Linked DNA regions of Homo sapiens: region 2 is linked to region 1. A link is a loop called in an ENCODE intact Hi-C map of the cell type or tissue named here. Cell type or tissue: IMR-90. All regions are shown on one strand. Links, peaks and the distances in the headings refer to the core of each region. The heading gives the core; the rest is flanking DNA.

What was found. Peaks named below come from ENCODE experiments on the same cell type or tissue, not always from the same donor. Only the 100,000 strongest peaks of a DNase experiment are listed, where the experiment ranks them.
Region 2: it touches region 1 in a loop (6-fold over the local background); 1 of 110 quality-filtered maps calls a loop at or near these places.

The regions. Positions count from the first base shown.
Region 1 is chr12:114,504,347-114,514,814 of GRCh38, reverse strand. It overlaps the pseudogene RN7SKP216. Among named protein-coding and RNA genes, the nearest start is that of TBX5-AS1, 100 kb to the right of the region's middle. In IMR-90, for the core only: a CTCF peak has its summit at 6,098 (motif pointing right); a DNase peak (open chromatin) is centred at 6,114.
Region 2 is chr12:114,400,466-114,410,933 of GRCh38, reverse strand. TBX5 (T-box transcription factor 5) reads left to right here and starts at 4,790. Exons shown (of 9, transcript NM_181486.4): 1 at 4,790-5,306; 2 at 6,998-7,182; 3 at 9,014-9,108. The coding sequence starts at 7,036. TBX5-AS1 (TBX5 antisense RNA 1) reads right to left here and starts at 2,739. Exons shown (of 3, transcript NR_038440.1): 1 at 2,649-2,739; 2 at 1,927-2,106; 3 at 1-1,468. RefSeq lists enhancers at 1,102-1,642, 4,363-4,863, 4,902-5,588. In IMR-90, for the core only: a CTCF peak has its summit at 7,750; DNase peaks (open chromatin) are centred at 4,533, 4,813, 6,693, 7,033 and 1 weaker place; H3K4me3 peaks cover 5,000 bases; H3K27ac peaks cover 5,000 bases.

The DNA of each region.
Region 1 (10,468 bases), core at 3,052-8,051:
ACATGGTAAAACCCTGTCTCTACTAAAACTACAAGAAGTACCCAGGCGTGGTTGTGCGTGCCTGTAGTCCCAGCTACTCGGGAGGCTGAGGCAGGAGAATCGCTTGAACCTGGGAGGCGGAGGTTGCAGTGAGCTGAGATCATGCCACTGCACTCCAACCTGGGCAACAGAGTGAGACTCCATCTCAGAAAATAAAATAAACAAAATAAAATAAAATAAAATAAAAATAAAATTGTATGTGCCTTTCTCTTGTTCACCTGTCCTTTGTAACAGGTGCCTCAGCCATGAACTTAGTGGTGGGTGAGAAAATGAAATCTTTTCTCCCCTACCACTTGATCACCTGGTGTAGGTACTGTTTGCCAGGGCTCTCCATTGTAAAGCTATTCTTTGTTCCCCCTTTCTATATTGCAGTGTTTGGAAGGAAGTCACTACACTCAGATCACCCCAAAGGTGTTGGAGTTAGGCTCCCCTGCCATGACTGCAGAGAATTTACATCAATTATTTGGAATTCTTCTGTATAGGAGATTTGTCGCTTCTTCCTGGAAGGAATGTGACCTTTCTTCTGTGTTCCCTGGCGTCGTGCACAGAGATCTGTTACACAGCTTGACACTTCCCATCCTGGTTAGAATATCCACTGGGGAGCGTCTCCCCAGAGCTTGAGAAACAGTCTCAACCTCACATTGGAGCAGGCAGAAAGAACTCTGGCTGAGGGTTAGGTAAGCTGTATTCTAAGCCCTGGTCTGCCACCTCCCATGGAGGTCTTGGGGCAATCCCTTTCCATCTCTGAGTGTGTTCTAGTTACCACTGGTGAGTAACGAATTAACCCACCATTTGGTGGCCTGAAACAATCATTTTATTTTGCTCACGATTTTGTGTGTCCGGAATTCTGGAAGGGCTTAGCTGGGGAGCTCTTGCCCAGGGTCTCTCATATAGTGCAGCCAAATGTTGGCAGATGCTAAAGGCATTTGATGGCGCAATTGGTCTGGGGATCTACGGTGGCTTACTTATAGCTGCCAAGTGACACCGGCTGTCAGCTACTCAGCTGGGCGGTTCACCACAGCATCCACACATGGCCTGACCATAGGGCAGTCTCAGGGAAGTTGGGAAGCTGGGTTTCTTATATGGTGGCCCAGGGTGCAAGAAAGAATGTTCCAGCAAATAAGGTGGGAGCTGGTTCACCTCTTAAGACTCAGCCTCAAAAACACACAGCATTAATTCCACTATACCCCATTGATTTTAACAGGGTCACTAAAGTCAGCCCAGATTCAAGGAGAAGTGACATAGAACTCATCACTCGAAGAGAGAGGTGTCAAAGAATTGACAGCCGTTAAACACACACACACACACACCCACACACACACACAAAATTAATATATTTTATATATTTGCATATATTTTACGTAATACATATATATATATAGGCATTGAGTCTTGCTCCATCACACAGGCTGGAGTGCAGTGGCATGACCATAGCTCACTGCAACCTCAAACTTCTGGGCTCAAGCGATCCTCCTGCCTCACCCTCCCAAGTAGCTAGGACTACAGGTATGTATCACCACACCTAGCTAATTTTTAATTTTTCTTGTAGAGATGAAATCTCACTATGTTGTCCAGGCTGGTCTCAAACTCCTGAGTTCAAGCGATCCTCTCACCTCAGCCTCCCAAGTAGCTGGGACCACAGGTGAGTGCCACCACACCTGGCTAATTTTTTGTATTTTTGATAGAGGTGGGGTTTCAACATGTTGCCCAGGCTGGTCTCAAAGTCCTGAGCTCAAGCCATACACCCACCTTGGCCTCCCAAAGTGCTGGGATTACAGGTGTGAGCCACCATGCCCAGCCTAAAAATATTAGCTTTTATCAAAGGGTTTGAGCCCCACTGGTGCTGTCTCCCTTTTATGAAGGGGGAAGTAGGTGCTGTGGTGAACAAGTGAAAACCTGAGATCACACAGCAAGCTAAGAATCAGAGCCAGGACTAAAAACCAGGTCTCCAGGCACCAGGGGCTGTGTCTCTTCCTCAAAGTCTCACGACCCTACAGAGGGAAGTAGAGAAGGTGGCCCCTGGCTCAATTGCCAGACAAACCCCCAGATGACCAGGCCCTCCTTTGACACTGCATCAGGGCTTTCTGCCTCCCATTCATTAACTCAAGAATGCATTTATTCAGCAATACGCTTCCTGGTGACAATGCTTGGACACGAAGATCTTTAGTTTGGGAGGTAGCCAAATTGGAGCTCTTGCCCTCTGAACTCATGTGGGTGAAGGTCTCAAGAGCACCATCTGCTGAGAGAAACTGACAAATGATATGGAAATGGCAATTTCTCAAGCATCTTGGCTCCTCGTCAGGTTGGGAAGTCACATCCTAAAGGTAGAAACCTACACACCCAGCTTGCTGCAAAGACTGGGAGTCTCCATCCAAGGCTCTCTGGTTGGCCAGGCTCAAGGTATTCACTGGTAATTAATATTATATTAATATGTTTGAGCATTTAATCCAGCCATGTGCTTTTTTTTTTTTTTTTTTTTTTTTGTTGAGATAGAATCTCACAGTCGCCCAGGCTGGAGTGCAGTGGCACGATCTCGGCTCACTGCAACCTTCACCTTCACCTCCCGGGTTCAAGCGATTCTTGTGCCTCAGCCTCCTGAGTAGCTGGGATTACAGGCACACACCACCATGCTCAGTTAATTTTTGTATTTTTCATAGAGAATTTGCCGTGTTTCCCAGGCTGGTCTCGAACTCCTGAGCTCGGGCAATCCGCCCGCCTCAGCCTCCTAAAATGCTGGGATTACAGGCGTGAGCCACCGCGCTCGGCCTGCAATGTGCATTTTCTTTCTTTTTTTAATTTTAAAATATTAAATTTTTAAATTATTTTTAAAAAGCTTTTGTGGGTACATAGTAGGTGTATATATTTATGGGGTACATGAGATAGTTTGATACAGGCATACAATACATAATAATCACCTCAGGATAAATGGGGTATAAATCATCTCAAGCATTTATCCTCTCCTTGTGTTACAAACAATCCAATTATACTCTTCTAGTTGTTGTTGTTGTTTTGCCAGTCAGATGGTTTAAATGCGTTCCTTATTTTTCTTCAACTTTTAAGTTCCAGGGTACAGGTGCGGGATATGCAGGTTTGTTACATAGGTAAACATGTGCCACGGTGGTTTTCTGCACAGATCAACCCATCACCTAGGTATTAAGCCCAGTATCCATTAGCTATTTCTCTTGATGCTTTTCCTCCCCCGGCCCCATCTTTTAGTTATTTTGAAATGTACAATAAATTATTGCTGACTGTGGTCACCCTGTTGTGCTATCAAATACTAGATCTTATTCCTTCTATCTAACTCTATGTTCACATCCATTAACCATCCCCAATTTCCATCCACTCCCCACTGCTTTTCCTACCCTCTGGCAACCATCATTCTACCCGCTATCTTCACGAGTACAGTTGTTTTCATGTTAAACTCACATTAATAAGTGAGAACACACAAAGTTTGTCTTTCTGTGCCTGGCTCATTTCACTTAATATAATGATCTCCAGTTCCATCCATGTTGGTGCAAATGACAGGATCTCATTCTTTTTTGTGGCTGAATAGTACTCCATCATGTATGTGTACCACATTTTCTTTATCCATTCGTTTGTTAGCAGATGCTTAAGTTGCTTCAAATTTTGGTGGTCGTGAATAGTGCTGCAATAAACATGGAAGCACAATGTGCATTCAATCTTTACAATAGTAAGTAGCAATATTATTCTCATTTTGTAGATAAAGTGGAGCCATAGAGATTTAAGATCACATGTTCATACAGATTTATATCCGAATTAGCCTGACGCAATATCTCCTTACTATAAACTATGCATCTTGACACTTGATTTTATTCCTTAGAGCATTATAATGCTTATACTGTACACCGCATTCACTTGCCTTATGTTGCTCTCTATTTTTTTTCAAGGATGTCAAACTTCCTCCCAGCCATTCGGGGGTACCTTGAGGTCTGGGACTAAGCTGCTTTTCTCTCGTCTCTGGTGAAGAGATACAAATGAATACTTATTAAACGTAACTCAGAATTAACTATTTATCTCTTTGCTTCTGACATGGAAATGTAGAGAAGTTATAAACTACCTCATACATTTAGATAAATTGTTTTTCTACAAATATTCTATGGGGTTTAAAAATAACAGCAAAAGATACAGCCATCCCTCACAACTGTAATGGCAATAAGGAAATATGCATTCGTGAAATTTATTAATAATTTCCTATCTCCAGAGAGTCAAGAATTTTAACTGTATTGTTTTTCCAGATCTGCTGACAAGTTGCAAACTTCATTTGAGTGGGGCTCCACATTCTCTTCCACTTCACCACTGACAAGACCATTTGCAAACAAATCCAGTCCCACCAATGGGATGTTCTATATGCAATTTTTTAAAATTATACTTTAAGTTCTGGGATACATGTGCAGAACGTGCAGGTTTGTTACATAGGTATACACGTGCCATGGTGGTTTGTCGCACCCATCAACCCGTCGTCTACATTAGGTATTTCTTAAATGCAATTTTAAAATCTAGTTCCCAGAGACCATAATTCCATCTTTTCTCTTTTGTGCCTTCGTTCCTCCAAGGAGTAGACTAGTGTGGGAAACAGAGCTAAATTAAGGATTAGAATACCTGGTCTCTTTGATTTTTTTTTTAAATCTTCTTTTAAACTATAAAAAATATTCTTTAAAAATTATAAATACATATATTCAGAAAATGTGTAGCTCAATGACCTACTGCAAAATCAACACCCACATAACCACCACTGAGGATTTGTGTGAGACACCGGGAAAGTCACTTGAGTGACCAGTGTCCCCAGCTGTTTGAAAAGGATCTTCTTAAACCATAGTACGTTTTATTTATTTATTTATCTAATTTTATTTTTTAAGTTCCGGGGTACATGTTCAGGATGTGTGGGTTTGTTACATAGGCAAACGTTCGCCATGGTGGTTTGCTGCACCTATCAACCCATCACTTAGGTGTTAAGCCCAGCATGCATTAGCTCTTTTTCCTAATGCTCTCACCCCACCCCATCCTCCCCCGACAGTCCCCAGCATGTATTGTTCCCTTCCCTGTGTCCATGTGTTCTCATTGTTCAGCTCCCACTTATAAGTGAGAACGTGGCGTTTGATTTTCTGTTCCTGCGTTAGTTTGCTGAGGATAATGGCTTTCAGCTTCATCTATGTCCCTGCAAAGGACATGTTCTCATTCCTTTTTCTGGCTGTATAGTATTCCGTGGTATATATGTACCACATTTCTTTCTTCAGTCTGTCATTGATTGATGGCCATTTGGGGTGTTTCTATGTCTTTGCTATCGTGAATAGTGCTGCAATGAACATGGGTGTGCATGTGTATTTATAAGAGAATGATTTATATTCCTTTGGATATATACCCAGTAATGGGATTGCTGGGTCAAATGGTATTTCCGGTTCTAATCATAATATGTTGTTTTTAATTACTACCTCCTACTCCATGAGTTGGATGAACTATAATTTATCAATGTCTGTATTGTTGGCCCGTTAGGTGGTTGTTTTCTTCTTTATTACGAATAACCTTCTAAGAAGTAGCTTGTTCCTCAATCTTGTTCATATTCATAGTGATTCCTTAGGAAAAACTCCTAGAAAATGAATTTCTAGGTCAAAATGGAATGATTTTAGAGCCTTCGCAAGGCACACAATTAGTATGAAGAAGAAAAAAATGTTCTATTACCCGAGTCTATTTTGCCAAATAAATTTGAGTAATAGAAAACATTTACTCATTGAATGAAGATGCTGTTTTTGGGAACAGACAATCCAGAGGGAAGCATGCAGGCAAAGAATGGTCTACGTTGGAGGTAAAAATATTTCAAGTTGCCATTTTCAAAAATTGTAGTTTAGTTCAAACGCTCTTGCTTCCACAAGAGGCTTTGAAACAGTTTAACATGAAAGCACCAGCATCATGAAGTCTAAAGCCACTCCAAGCAGAGCACAGTGGCCACAGCCAAGTTGCAAAATTGCTTTTTAAAAGCACTCAACACCCAGCTCATGGTGAAAAATGTCTTTTAATGTCCAGCCAAGACTCGGCCGCTAGAGGGCACTAACAATACATATTTCCAGGCAGTACCAACACCGCATGAACCGAGGTTGGTTTTCTGTCCCTTTCCATCCCATCAGCCAGAAACACAAAAGGACAATGGCCCTGCAAGCTGCCCCAAACCAGTGGAAATCTTCTAGCAAATAGGCCAGAACCTTTGCTGCCATGGGTCTTCTATCTTCCAAATTCTGATAACTTTAATATTCTGTGAAAAAACGTGTAGCTTTAACCATGAGAGGAAATCTATCAGCATATGGGGGGAGAAACAGACTTTGCTCAAAATAACCTGTGGCTTTTTGAACAAAGTTTTTGATGACTTTTTTCACTTCTGATGAATCAGATTCACTACTGAGTGACATAACCCTCATCAATTTCCTCTTTCTGCACCATTTGGCTTCCAAGGAGGTACTCTTGGCTTTTATTTCCTGCATGTTAAAGGAAATTTAGTAAGATTGATGGCTTAATGTGTAGCCAAATATCATACAACCTATAACCGGAGTGTTTTGTAACTATTAATAATTAATATGAGATGGGTACCCTAGTGGGTGATGTGCTTATTCTTGGCATCCCTAAAAGAAACTCCAAATCTCCAGGCTCTTTGAGCTGAGAGATAGGTGATAAATGGTAATGAATTAGAAGAATTAAATGCTTTCTAAGTCCCGCAGTGTTGGGGTTGCTAACACTGTATTTGTATAATGCTAGCATCTGTATCTGTTTGCTGTTTCTCTCAACAAAACACACACCTGGCTTCACTGAGGAGGACAGAAATGCCCTTAGACATTTATCCTATACCTCAAACCAAAGTAGGCTCTCTCTGAGCAGTCTAAGCTGTCTTATTGACCAGGCTTCAGATTCCGATCCTGGCTTCAAAGAAAATTCGGCTCCTCCGTGAGCAGAGGGGAGAGGAAGAAATCAGTCATTGGCTTTAAATTGCCCTGTAGCCTTTATTCTTAATTGAAAAGGTGCCTGGAATGCTAATGTTCCCCCCCCAACATTAGGCCTAAAGAAGAGGTACAAGTAAAGGAATTTGAGTCCAGTTTTGAAAATGGAGGTGCATAATCATTCATGACCCCCATTTTAGCAAATGAAGTTACCCCACATTCAGAAAATATCTTCTTGGTTGCCTCTTTGGCTACAAAGACATATGTCTTCTTTTTAATGGTCTCTTCATTTATCCTCAATGAGTTTCTGCACCTCTGAGCTTGAGTCTTTTTGGTTATCAGCAAACCACAGGAGCCTGATAATTTTGGAAGGGGCACATTCCGATGAGAAAGCACCTATCTCCATAACTTTCCGCTGCGGAAGAAGAAGAAAATGCCTTGGCAAAGATAAATGACTCTGGTTTTCATTCAGATCCAACATCCATCTTGGCAAAAACTAAAATCAGTTTGCAGGGATTAAAAACGTGGCATGGAGGTTAGACAGTCATTCCAGCAGACAAAGGTCTGTGAAAAGATAAGCCTAATTCTTTGGAAAATGAGACACATTGACTGCTAATATCTTGACTTTCTTCACATCCTTTTTTTCTCTTAAGAGAAGTTTCTCCTCTATGCTTTCCTTTTCTTGCTTGAATGTTTATCCATGGAAATGCTGGGTTATTTAAACCAATAACAAATCTCTAATATTGCTCTTGGCCGAAAACTTCTGAGAGAGGATGTGACAGAGACTTTCTTCAGAAAACAAGCACGTGAACTTCCAAGATGCCAGGCAGTACCTTAGACCCCATTAGAGCACAAAGAGAAAGAAACACATTTAATCAAAGAGCCTTTTCCCACACCCTCTCCTTTCCCCTGCTCAGTGTTTTGAATCCGCTGAGTGTTGTGTCAACGTTGGTTCCTAAGTTTGTGGTTTGTCAGAAGGGTTCAAAGGCAGCGTCTGATATTTGGATGTAGTATAACTCAATGGAATGTCTTGATCGTGTCTCAGAAATGCACTGCCATGAGGCAACAGGTCAGTGATGGAGGCCAGAAAAATAAAAGACTGCCCAGATTATTGGGGGAAGTTTACTCTCAAGACGGGGCATCACAACCACCAGGCTGAGGAAGTCCTCTCTGTATTGCTGGCTTTTCTCCTGCTCTTTCTTGGATGCATTTGTGTGTTTAAATCTTCTAAGATCTCTGGTCTTAGAGACCCAGAACTTGACAGTAAAAACTTACTTTGGATCAGAGAAGTTCCCAATGTATGGGCTACAGAGAATTTTAACATAAATTTAAAATGTAGTGCATTTTCACCTAGTGTGGACGCTTAAAACTGAATGCCAATAAGTCTCCTGGGATCTGGATACAAATGATAGAGGAAAGGGCTATTAAAACTTTGTGTAGGGTCAGGTAGATATTTAACGCTGAATTAAAGATGGGTAAACAAAAGCCTGAGATGCACACATAGAATCTAGAGAGATCAAGTGGCTTGCCCAGGGGCACTTTATAACTGGTAGTGATGATGGTGGTGATGGTGATGGTGGTGATTATGGTGGTAATTATGGTGTTGATGATGATAGTGGTGCTGATGACAGTAACAATGATAGTAGTGATGGCTGGTTTTAGTGCTGATGATGGTGGTGATTGTGGTGATGGCGGTGATGGTGATGATGGTGTTGGTGAGGTGGGGGTGAGGTTATGGTGATGGTAGGGATGATGGAAGCAGTGGTAGTGATGATAATTGTGTTGTGGTGGTAGTGGTAGTCGATATGATGATGGTCTGGGGGTGATAGTAGTTATGGTGGCAGTGGTGGTTGTGATGACGGAGGTGGAGGTGATGATAAAGACTAGATTTCCAAATCTGAAGGTTCCTAGTACCTATATCTCTTAGACCTTTAACCTGCTATGTTTTATCAAAGGATGTTGGAGTCAACATCTGCCACCCCATTGATCACCAGAGTTGATTTGGCTGATCTGGCTGGTTATGTGGGTGTCCCCTTCCTCCTTCACCACTCAATGGGCATTCCTTCCAAAGCTGCCCGCTCAGTCAAAGAAGACAACTTTAACTGATAGTAGACTTGTAGGAGAGCACACAGAATGTTGTAAGGGTGTTGTCAAGTTTTAATGTTTAATGTGTCAAGTTTATTGTATTTTTTCATGATAAAAATAATAAAACTCATTGAAGTATATGTGAAAAATATATAAAAGTTAAAGGATAAATAGCAGGTATATCTGAGAGGCACAATTTCAGGGCATGTTTGCTTCTGGTTTTCAATATGTATGTTTTGGAGGACAATTTTTTTTTTTTTACCACATATTGGTTTTGTTTTTGTGATCCAGAAAAAGAAAGAATTTGGAGTGTCAATAAGAGCCCTTATTGTAATGCTTCTCTGACACAATAGTGTCTATATAATTACTCCGATATTGTAAATGAGAAAACCGAGAGTCTAATTTGCCCCGGTATCCTACCGAGAATAAATGGCAGGGCCAGAATTCAAACCCAGGTCTCCGTAACTCCAAAGTCATGCTCGTATCCAATGTATGTCACTGTCTCCCGAGGGTGGCCCTTTAGGTCATCACAGAAACACTGTCCCCAAGGATGACAACTCAAGGATGTGAGGGCGACCTGGCTGCAACATCTGCCACCCCATTGATCACCAGGGTTGACTTGGCTGATCTGGCTGGCTAGGTGAGTGTCCCCTTCCTCCCCCACCACTCAATGTGCATTCCTCCCAAAGCTGCCCACACAGTCAAAGAAGATGACTTTTACCGATAGAAGAGGGCTGTTCTTAGCCAAGGGTGTAGGAGTAGCAGCTCTCCCCTCCTAGAACCTCCAGACAAGCCCTCCAGAAGCCTTACAATGTGGTCTTCTGATAGTTTTTATAATTCAGGCTTCTCAGACCAACTCATCCTGAGTTTTGTTCCAAAGCAAATGTTGCTTTAGCAAGATTCTAGTGAACTTGGGGTCTAGTCTTCCTGGAATCATAGTCTTTTAAGAATTGGACATGTTCTCGGCAGGCTTCTATTCCAAAGTCTATCCTTAGTGCAGAAATGCTTTCTTAACATTCCAGGTAGACTGTCCTCACTTTGTTCATGAATGCTGCCTTGACAGGGAGTTCTTGCTCCCCAACAAAGACACACACACAAGAAGAACTCTCCCTTTTAAAACTTCAACCACATGTTCAGCTGAAGTTGACTTCCCAAGTAAACTTCATCAATTACTCAGAATGAGGCTGTTTTCTCTTCAACAGCACAATTCTCTACATATTTGTGGGCAGCAGCTTCTGTCCCCAGGATTTGCAGTCACAGACCGCTTCATCTGTTTGTCTAAACTTCCGGGATCCCTTCCTCTTGGTATTTCCTGTCGTTCACAAACACTGGAACCCCAGACCTGAATCCTAGTGCTGTTCCCATCAAACAGAACCTTGGTTTAGATGCTATTCTGTGACTGC
Region 2 (10,468 bases), core at 2,843-7,842, 100 kb after region 1:
AACATTTTGGGAGACCTATCAGTGGGTTTTGACCTGCAGGATGGTTGAAGTTCTTAGGCTCAGTGTGACCCTGGGGGTACTCCATGGTCTCCCAGATGGGACCCTCACCTTTCTAGGCTGGGCACTTCCCAAATTGGAGGAGATAAGAACAGTGGCATCCTTGTGTCCAAGCACCACTCGCTTCCACCTTTCTGCTCTTTGAAGTGTGTAAATTTTTCGCATTGGGATCCTTCTCAGCTGGGCCTCGAAATGATATCCTCTCTTCCAGTTCTCATTTCATTACCCCGAACAGGAAAAACAAAAAAACAAAAACAAAGAAGAACCCAACCACCACCACCACAACAAAAAACCCTCACCCTCCAAACTTGGAGAGTAAAGAGGACGATTGTCATCTAAAGCACACAAAGCAACACTAACATGAATGAGGAGAGCAGCGATAATAATTCTTGGTGGAAATATTGGAGGAGAGTATTGGACACTCAATAATCATAATAATAACAGCCAGTATTCTTCCCACATACTTCCGGTCAAAAGTGGGGAAACCAGAAACCGAATAAAACATTGGGAAGAGACATACTGTGTTCCTGGAAAAAATATAACAGAGCCAGATTTAACTCGGTGAGAGGGAAAGTGACCCCCTTGAGAAACCAGGGAATGTCTCACCCTCAGACCAACCCTTTCTTTTGCAAATTGAATTGGTCAAAGTTTAGTTTTGTCATCATTTCTATTGTTATAATTCTTATTCATTTTCCCAGCCCCGTCCACACTTCTATTTTTCACTACCCCCACGCCCCACAAGTTGCCACCGGGTCAGGTGGGGACATATCCGGAGAGAAATAGAAAGGGATGCATTTTAAAGCGAGTTCTCTTTTGAGAGGAAAACAATGGGTAGTTTTGGAAGTGTCTTTCTTAAAAACGGAAGGAGAAGGTGAAGAAAAAAATTATCAACAGCAATGGGCCCCTTTGGTTTGGGTTTTGACTTTTTAAAGAGGAACCTCTGCTGTCCTGTTGCAGTATTAAAATCAGGGCAGGAATTTTGCAAAATGAGAAAAATAAACTTCGGGAGAAAACCCAGCTGGGAGCAGCTTCGGGAAAGCGACAGTTCTCCGAAAGGAGGAAGGGAGGATGCGCGCTGTAGCCGGCTCCGGAGTTTACTGCCCGAACGATTGGGGAAAAGAACGAGGATTCTCAAATCTAGTTGCGATCTCTCGTCTCTCCTTTATTCTGTTCGTGGTGCGGGCTTCGGAGCGTCTGGGAAAGCCAGTCTGTGAAGCTGGACTTGCAGAATCCTTTGAATGCCGGTCCAGGTGGCTGCAGGGCCCGCAGTCCGGGATGCCGGAGAAAGGAACCACAAGGAAAAGACGCTACGCTCGGAGTTTCCCCTTTTCCTTGCAGCCCCGGCGGGGCCTAGGCCTCGGTTTCCGGCCCACCTCGGCTCAGAGGTCAAGTAGGAACTCATCTCGTCGACCTAGGGTTTGGGAGAAGGATTTCGGGTTGCGTTCTTGGCATCTGGGAGCAAACACGAGCCTCGGATTTGGGGACATATCGTTATTAACAGCTTGGGAAACGAAAGCGAAGCTCGGGGCAGCCACTGCAGCCTGGCTGAGAGAAAGGACGCGGGTTGTGCTCTCTGGAAGCAAAGGGGTCTGCGGCCCAGCTGGCCTGGGAGCTTGTGGCCGGCGCTGGAAGCTGCCCGCTCTCCCCGCGGGCCTGACCTTGGCTCCCGCCGCAGCTCTGCCGGCCGACTGCCTCCCTGCACATTTTGCTGCCGTTCCAGTCCTTACAGGACCGGGCCTGGAGCCAGGCCATGCTTCGGAAAGCCCTGGGGGTTGGGGACGCGCAAAACCCAGAATCGAACCCCGAAGCTGGGGGCAAGTCCAGATTCAGACGTCCAGCTCCCTCGGGACCCCTTGGCGGAGAACTTACCCTTCCGGAAGGCCCGACGCTCTCCGGCTCTGTGCTGGGCAGGCCTAGCTCTTCTCTCGGCGCCACCAGGGGCGTCTACGCGGTACGTTTTGCAACTCAACCTAGTGGGTTTCCAGCGGTGCGCAAAAGTTTGCGAGCATCCACCACTGCGCTGCTTAGAAATTGTGCCCATTGATCAGACTAAAAATAATAGTCGTCGTGATTACAAAACAAAATAGAGTGCCTCGTGCCTCGGCGGGCCCTGGTACAATAATTATTCTCTACAGAAACCACCTCTCTCCACTCCCACCCCTACTCCACCACCCACTCGCACCCCGCCCCTGCCGGGCCACTCTGGGACGAATTGCATTCTTGGACCTTTCTCTCCGCAAGGCACATTACGGAGAACTCCCTCTGTCTCGTGTCCCCTCCACGACAACCCAGTAATTATTTCTATGCAAGTCTGCAAGAGGGCACTGAGTTATCGCATCCCAAGCCTAACCAGCTAGAGCGGCGCCTCGGTATTCATTTGCCCAGAGCTCCTCCGCGGGGGATTTAAAAATAATAATAATAATAATAAGGATCCCATGCCTTATGCAAGAGACCTCAGTCCCCCGGAACAACTCGATTTCCTTCCAATAGAGGTCTGAGGTGGACTCCCACCTCCCTTCGTGAAGAGTTCCCTCCTCTCCCCCTTCCTAAGAAAGTCGATCTTGGCTCTATTTGTGTCTTATGTTCATCACCCTCATTCCTCCGGAGAAAGCCGGGTTGGTTTATGTCTTTATTTATTCCCGGGGCCAAGACGTCCGGAACCTGTGGCTGCGCAGACCCGGCACTGATAGGCGAAGACGGAGAGAAATTTACCTCCCGCCGCTGCCCCCCAGCCAAACGTGACAGCGCGCGGGCCGGTTGCGTGACTCGTGACGTCTCCAAGTCCTATAGGTGCAGCGGCTGGTGAGATAGTCGCTATCGCCTGGTTGCCTCTTTATTTTACTGGGGTATGCCTGGTAATAAACAGTAATATTTAATTTGTCGGAGACCACAAACCAACCTTGAGCTGGGAGGTACGTGCTCTTCTTGACAGACGTTGGAAGAAGACCTGGCCTAAAGAGGTCTCTTTTGGTGGTCCTTTTCAAAGTCTTCACCTGAGCCCTGCTCTCCAGCGAGGCGCACTCCTGGCTTTTGCGCTCCAAAGAAGAGGTGGGATAGTTGGAGGTGAGTTTCACCCTGGAGGACTGAGGGGGGAAATAGGTTTCTCTTTGCACTTGGCCCTCCTTGGCTTTTCACCCCGTCTTAGTCTTGCTGAATCTTCTCTTGCTGTGCTGCTACTTCTCATGAACGAAATAAGAATGGCTTCGTGTGTCACCTGGCAAGAATGGATTCTCTCGAAAGGTTTGAAAATCCCTATTTTGCTTGGTGGCCCAGACCATCTGTGCTCAATGAGCTAAGCAAATCTGGCTGGGCTATTACCTGGGAGAGTCCAGATTTTTCCTCTCTGGAGGGGCCTGAAGATTATTTATGGGAATTAATTTTATCCCCAAATCTCTGAGAACTTAAAGGGATTGGGAAGGTCTTTCTGGATTTCCCTTTCCCTCTACTGGAGATGTAGCGGTTCAGCCTTCTTCCGATGCCATGTTTGTTTTTCGTGTCTTCGGCCTAGGGTCGCCTTGCCAGCAAGCCTAAAGGCCTCCAAGCTGACTTGGAGGGTGAGGGTGTTTTCACAAATAAATACATCGCCTGGGCAAAGGGAAAATATCTGTTTGCAAACAAACCTGGAAGGTGGAGTGAGCACCATAGCAAAGGAGGGCTGGCTTTCTCCCCGGTTGCCCCACATTCAGGGTTGGAGATTCTCCACTTTGGCATTTTGCAGCAATGGCCTGGCCTGGGATTTTAGCAGAGCAGTCACAGAGGGTTACACAGCTGCTGACCTCGGGGCATTTCTCCTCCCTCCATCCCTTTCTCCAGACCTTGACTTGCAGGCCCAAGTCTCTTATCAGAACCCTAGAAAAATCAGTATGATGGGGGTACAGGAGGTAAGGATGGGAAACAGAACAGGACTCCTGACATTTACTCCAAGCACCAATATTCGGTGTCCCAATCTGGGTCTGCTCAGACTGAGACCTACTGACTGTGTTTGTGCTTTTATTGACCTCTTCAACTCACCCTAAAAAAAAAAAATACATCTCAGAGAGGGAAAGGGCAAGGAGAGGAGACCAGTGGAGATGAAAACCCTAGCCAGTCCCCAGTGACTGTTTGATTATTTTAATAAAACTGGGCACTGCCTTGTGTACACCTGGAGCAGGGGACGTCTGGTGGCCCCACTGGGTGGGGGGTGAGGGCCCGCAGCGATTTCTTAGCATCTTTGATCTCGGCCCCCATCCCAATGCACCTTCACCCTGCCTTCACCCCAGAGTCGTTGAGAGTAGGGGTGATGAGTAGGGGGTGGAGGGGAGATGTCAGGAAGGCGAGCGCCGGCCAGGCGGGGTCAGGCAGCTCTCCTTCTCGAGGTCAGCGTTGGAGAGAATGTCTGCAAGGCTGCGGAGGCCCGCGGTGTGTTTGTGTGTGTGCGTCCAGACTCGGTTCTCTGCACCGCCAGCGTCACTGAGATTACTTCCCGATTAGAAGCCGACCGCGTTTGAAATGATTTGTGCAGGAGTTTTTGCAGCCACCGCTTGCTCAGAGAAGCAGAGATGGATGGAGGTTGGGAAAGGGGTAGAGAGGAGGGAGTTATTGCAGGTCTGTGTTGAGAGTCGTATTGTGATTTGAGTGTTCGGGAAATCTAGTGGAAATTTGGGGTGGGGGGAAGGGAGGACGGGAGGGTGGGAGGGAGAGAGAAGGGGGAGGGCGACAGAGTGCAGTGGGAGCTAGTTGGATAGGCGATTTCAGTACTTTGTGAGCATCGAGGCAACCCAACGTCACTGTGCTCAGCTGAGTTGGCTTGTATTTCAGAGAGAGAGAGAGAGGGAGAGAGAGTGAGAGAGACTGACTCTTACCTCGAATCCGGGAACTTTAATCCTGAAAGCTGCGCTCAGAAAGGACTTCGACCATTCACTGGGCTTCCAACTTTCCCTCCCTGGGGGTGTAAAGGAGGAGCGGGGCACTGAGATTATATGGTTGCCGGTGCTCTTGGAGGCTATTTTGTGTTCTTTGGCGCTTGCCAACTGGGAAGTATTTAGGGAGAGCAAGCGCACAGCAGAGGAGGTGTGTGTTGGAGGTGGGCAGTCGCCGCGGAGGCTCCAGCGGTAGGTGCGCCCTAGTAGGCAGCAGTAGCCGCTATTCTGGGTAAGCAGTAAACCCCGCATAAACCCCGGAGCCACCATGCCTGCTCCCCCGCCTCACCGCCGGCTTCCCTGCTAGGAGCAGCAGAGGATGTGGTGAATGCACCGGCTTCACCGAACGAGGTAACCGTCCCGGCAGATGGCCCGGGAGGCTCAGGAGGGAGCTCGTCGGCCGAGTCGGCTGGGGCGGCGGGAATGGCGGATTCCAGCCCGGCTTTGCATTCTGCAGAGCACAGCTTGCAGAGATTTTGCGCGGCTCGGAGCTCCCCGGCAAATGGAGTCTGGGAGGCCGCCGCGGCTGGCGGAGCGGCATTGAGGTTTGCAGAAGCACGGCCTGGTTCTGTCAAACCGCATCTTGTTCGCCTCCGCCAGCCCAGAGCTCCCCGGGACCCTGGCGAGGGCGCGGGGTAGGATTCTCCCCGCGGCCGGCAGTGAATGGGAGCGCGTGTAGGGGCGCCAGCCCTGCTTTCTTTTGTTGTGAGTAGGCAGCGGGGCTCCAGTCGCCGCCTCCCTGAAGCCCCGAGAACGAGGCGAAGAAAGCTGCTTGCAAGTCAGGCCTCAGAAGCTGTCCTTCTCCTCGGCCCCATTTCTAGATCTCTGGCCACAGCAGGTCAGGGTGGGATCTGGCCGCTTGCTTAAGCAGCTGCTGAGGTTTTGGGGGACCATCGCTTGTGCCCGCTTCCCAAAGTCTTCCCGTTCTAGGGGGAATTCCTACTTGCGTATAGAAGAGATTGGAAGGAGATCAGAGAGCAGGAGACAGGCTCATCGGGCTTGAACAGCTCTGCGGCAGTTATTTTGTGTGTTCTAAGCTCATACGCCTGCAAACCCGGGCCGTTCTATGCATTGCGGGGACCCGGGCTGCAGATTCAATGTCTCCAGCCTAGGACTTATCCGAGAATGATTTTGTCCTCGCCAATCCTGAGCCTGAGCCTGCAGTTTTAGCAGGCCAGGCCTGGCTGAAGTTCAGAGAAACCCCTTTCGGCCTGGTCACTCCACAAAATGCCCGCCATCCCCCGCCCGGCATCAGAGCGCTGGTGGCGGGCACCCAGTGACGAGCCTTCCTCGGAACGGCTGCACGGTGACTTTCTTCATCTAGTCTTCTGTTTGGCTACTTTTTATCTTTTAACGAATCTTACTTAAGGTTGGGATAAAGAAAAGGATGTTTAATTTTAAAGGACTTTTAATGTTAAGGCCTGTAACTGGTAAAAGGTGTATATGAATTCTCTTTTGAACCTAGTCTCAATCTGCACAACCTTCCCCTTCTGTGTTTTTCTTTTTGCAAGAGGCGGGTTATTTCACACATTTCTGCCTGCTGCAGAAAACTATTCCTCTTGTGAGGTTTAATAAAAAGAGTTTCGACGGCATCTTGTAATTTGGCGAAGAAAGAAATTCTCTAAAGGACACTGGGTTTTTGTTTTGTTTTGTTTTTGGTTCCTACCCAGTGGCTTCCAAAAATACCCACGCCTTATCTTTATTGGCTCTTCCAGAAGTCCAGACAAATTTGACGGGCAGCTTGCTTATCACGGAGAGCCTGCGCAGGGGAGATGCGGGCCTCACCTTCTCCGGGTCTGACGCGGGTCTTTTGCAAGAAGTTGTGCCTGCTTATAAAGTAATAGTAATACTACTAGGAATACTAGTAACAGTAATAATTCTAGGGCCTTCTGCAGTCACCTTCGGCTGGGAACGGAGGTGCTGGTAGCTGGAAACTGGGGGCCAAACTGCTCCCTCCTGTCACTAGAATTGTGCTCTCCAACCTTTCTCTCGTTCTCTCTCTGTCCTCCCCACCCCCATCTCCCCCTGCTTCTTGTCCTCAGAGCAGAACCTTGCGCGGGCACAGGGCCCTGGGCGCACCATGGCCGACGCAGACGAGGGCTTTGGCCTGGCGCACACGCCTCTGGAGCCTGACGCAAAAGACCTGCCCTGCGATTCGAAACCCGAGAGCGCGCTCGGGGCCCCCAGCAAGTCCCCGTCGTCCCCGCAGGCCGCCTTCACCCAGCAGGTAAGGAGACCTCGCGCTTCGGGTCCCTTTGCAGAGATCAAAGTCAGAGTCTGGCTTTCCTGCTCGGCTTCTCTTGCGGGGACAGAACAAAAACAAAATAAAAAAACCCCAAAACGAACCCAACGACTATAATCATCCCTTTTCCTTTTTATTCCCACTCAGTTCCACCTTTCTCTGCCCTGTCTCCCCAAATGCTAGCGTATTGCCATCTACTTTATTGTGACGGTTATCTTTACGGCCAAAGGATTTTTGAAATCTATTTAAATTGTTCGAGAAATCTCAATTATCCGGCCGTTTGGGGTCAGCTAACAATGGCCTAGATAATTCCTTTCCCTCTGCACTATGTGTAGAATCGGCCCCCAGCATCTTAATAAGGGCCAGGTCAGCGGCCGATTCAGGCCGGCATGAGCGATGGCTTGACCCCTCTTCTGATCTTCCGTAGCCTTCGCCTCCTCCCGCCTCCTCCTGCCTCCTCCTGCCTCCTCCGCGCCGCCGACTAGACCCGCGCGCCGCACCATTTGTCTTGCGGTCGGGGCCTGGCTGGCTGGCGCGCCATCACCGGCCGCTGGGAGCGCACAGAGCTCTGCCCGGAGGGCACCAGGAGCCTCGGGTTCGCCAGGCTACAACCTGGGCCCAGGCAGAGGGAGGAGCCTCACCTTGCGCTCTGCGCCCAAAACCCAGGACGCACTGGGCGCTCAAGTCGGCCCCTCAGTAGATCCTGGTAATTTTTAAATAAGGTGTCACATGGGGTGAAACGGGGTGACGACCAGAAGAGACACTTACACATGGCTAAAATCCTGCCTTGGGATTTCGATCCCTTCCTGGCTTTTCCCGGCTTCTCTCTTTGGCCTTTAAGTTTCAGGAAAACGTGTGTATATTTGTAGAGAAGCAGAGAGCGTGAACACAGTTTAGGAAACTTAGGGATTTTTTTTTTTCTTTTAAGGAAAAGCAAACCCACTTTTTAGACTGTTGTAAATTATTCCAAAATGAAGAGTTTGTGTGTGCATGTATGTGTGTGTGCACATATGTATATATATGTATATATATACATTTGCATCGGTTCTGTAAATTTAGTTTTAGCTGAAAGCCAAAATGTTAAATGGCATCAGGCGTGTCCTATAATCAAAATAGCTGGATGTGAATGGAACTACTTGTAGAGAGAGCCTGGAAGGTTTGTTAATATAGATATTTAGGATTAATTATCCTTCTGGACTGTAAGAATATATGATAATACAAACATTTTTAGGTTTCAAAATTCATGTATGTTCAGGTTTGCACTCACCATGGTCGAGAATAAGCAAGTATTTGCACATCTGTATGTTTGATGTGTGGGCATCTGAGTGTCTACATGAGAATATTCTGAGTGGTTTTCTAGATTAGGTTCCTAGTTTTTCTAAATTAGGTTTTTTATCTATCCCCCCCACCCATCTCAGGTGAAGTGGATTGAAATTGGCTCTGGTTTTTTTTTTTTGGTTTGTTTGTTTGGTTGGTTTTTTCTTATTCCGGTCCTCCTCAGTGACATTCCGGAGCACCCTGATGGTGGGTGATCACTCCATAGCCTTGTGCTGATGGCATTAGAAGCAGACAATACAGCACTGTGGGTTCAAGTGGTTGTTGCAACCCTCAGGGATTCAGCCTACATAGGGATCCCTGGGCAGAGGCTGTTGGGTGCTCCAGATAATTCTGCAGTGGGCTGAAGCCACTTTTTACTCTCTGAGACCACAGGCTCCAGCGGGAAGGAGGAGCAGTCTCTGTGTTTTGGGGGAGTTTGGGGAAGGAATGCCCACTACTGCCAGGGCTTGTTAGTGTGACTTTTTTCTCCTTCTTGCAGGGCATGGAGGGAATCAAAGTGTTTCTCCATGAAAGAGAACTGTGGCTAAAATTCCACGAAGTGGGCACGGAAATGATCATAACCAAGGCTGGAAGGTGAGATGGTTTGTTGTGTAGAGAGAGGGACGAGGAGAAATTGTGGGAGAGGTGAAGAAGAAAAGGTGGCTTGGAAGAGAAGAAGGAAGGAAAGGGGCAAAAGGAGAGGGAATATAGAGAAAGAAGAGAAAGGAGAGGAGAGGAGAGAGAGAGCGAAAGATAGATCCTGGTTAAAGAGGCACAAGGAGATTCCTCCATTGATCTCTCCTAGGATGGAGGAAATACTCCAGAAGTTCAAGCCCGGAAACTGGGCATTTCTCCCACCTCACATATAGAAAGAATAAAGAGCTTGGGAGGCCGTGCTATCTGGATTCGTAATGAGGGAAAGAGAGAAGAGGGAAAGGAGAAAACAGAAAACAGAGACCCAGAGAAGACAGAGTCTAGAAGGTTTTTGGGTTTCAGGGATCTTGGACTTTATCTTTACTCCAATCCTCATTCCCACCCTCCCTGACCTTGGAGTGGCTCCAGGGTCCCACCCGATTGTCAAACTCTGAATCGTTGGATGTATTCGCTACCTCTTTCATTGTTTATAGAAAGCAGGCGAAGCCTTTAAAACTGAACCGGGGCTCGGCCGGGCTCTATATACAGACACCAATAAACACGGCAGCTTCGCCAAGACACTCGCCCCGGAGTTCCCCTTAAAAGCTCGCAGAGTTTTAGCTAGAAATGCTAGACTTCTGGGGGAGGAGGAAGGAGAGTGGTGCAGCTCTGTATGTCAGTGTGAGTGTGTGAGCATGTGCACGCGCGCGCCCAGGCCTGGGGACGTCCTGGCCACATCCCTACCCGTGCTGGACGGGTCTTCCGCGTCCCGCAAAGCAAAAAGCCAGAGGATGCCCCGAGCAGGCGTGTGGAGCAGGCGAACGGTAGGCCCAAGCCACCGAGTGTGTGAAGGGGGAGGGTGGAGCCGCCTTTCCAGACGCCCCCCGCCCCCGTTCTCCAGCCGAAGCCTCCCTCAATAAACTGACAACAGTGACATTTATTATTATTTAAAATTAAACAAAGTCTGCTCCCCGCTCGGCCCAAGGCCTGAGTGAACTAGGAGGCGCGTTCTGTTTATATCAACGAACTGCAGTCCTCTTCCTATTCCCCCAGGAAGGAAAGACACGTCCGAGTCCCTCTTTCCCCCCGAGCCTGAGCCGTGAGGATTTAACTATAAAAGGCCTGCGAAGTCTTCTGCGCCTCCGCCTCCGGGCGCGCTCGCTCAGGCTGATAAACACTGCGAGGCTTTGGCTCCGGGGCTCGGAGGGAGAGGCCTCCATTCGACCGTTCCCGCCATCGCTGAGTGAGCCGAGATCTGCCAACTTGTCTTTTCGCCCCGGGCCAGCCTTGAGAATCTTTGCTTTCTGGGGCATGTTCCTCA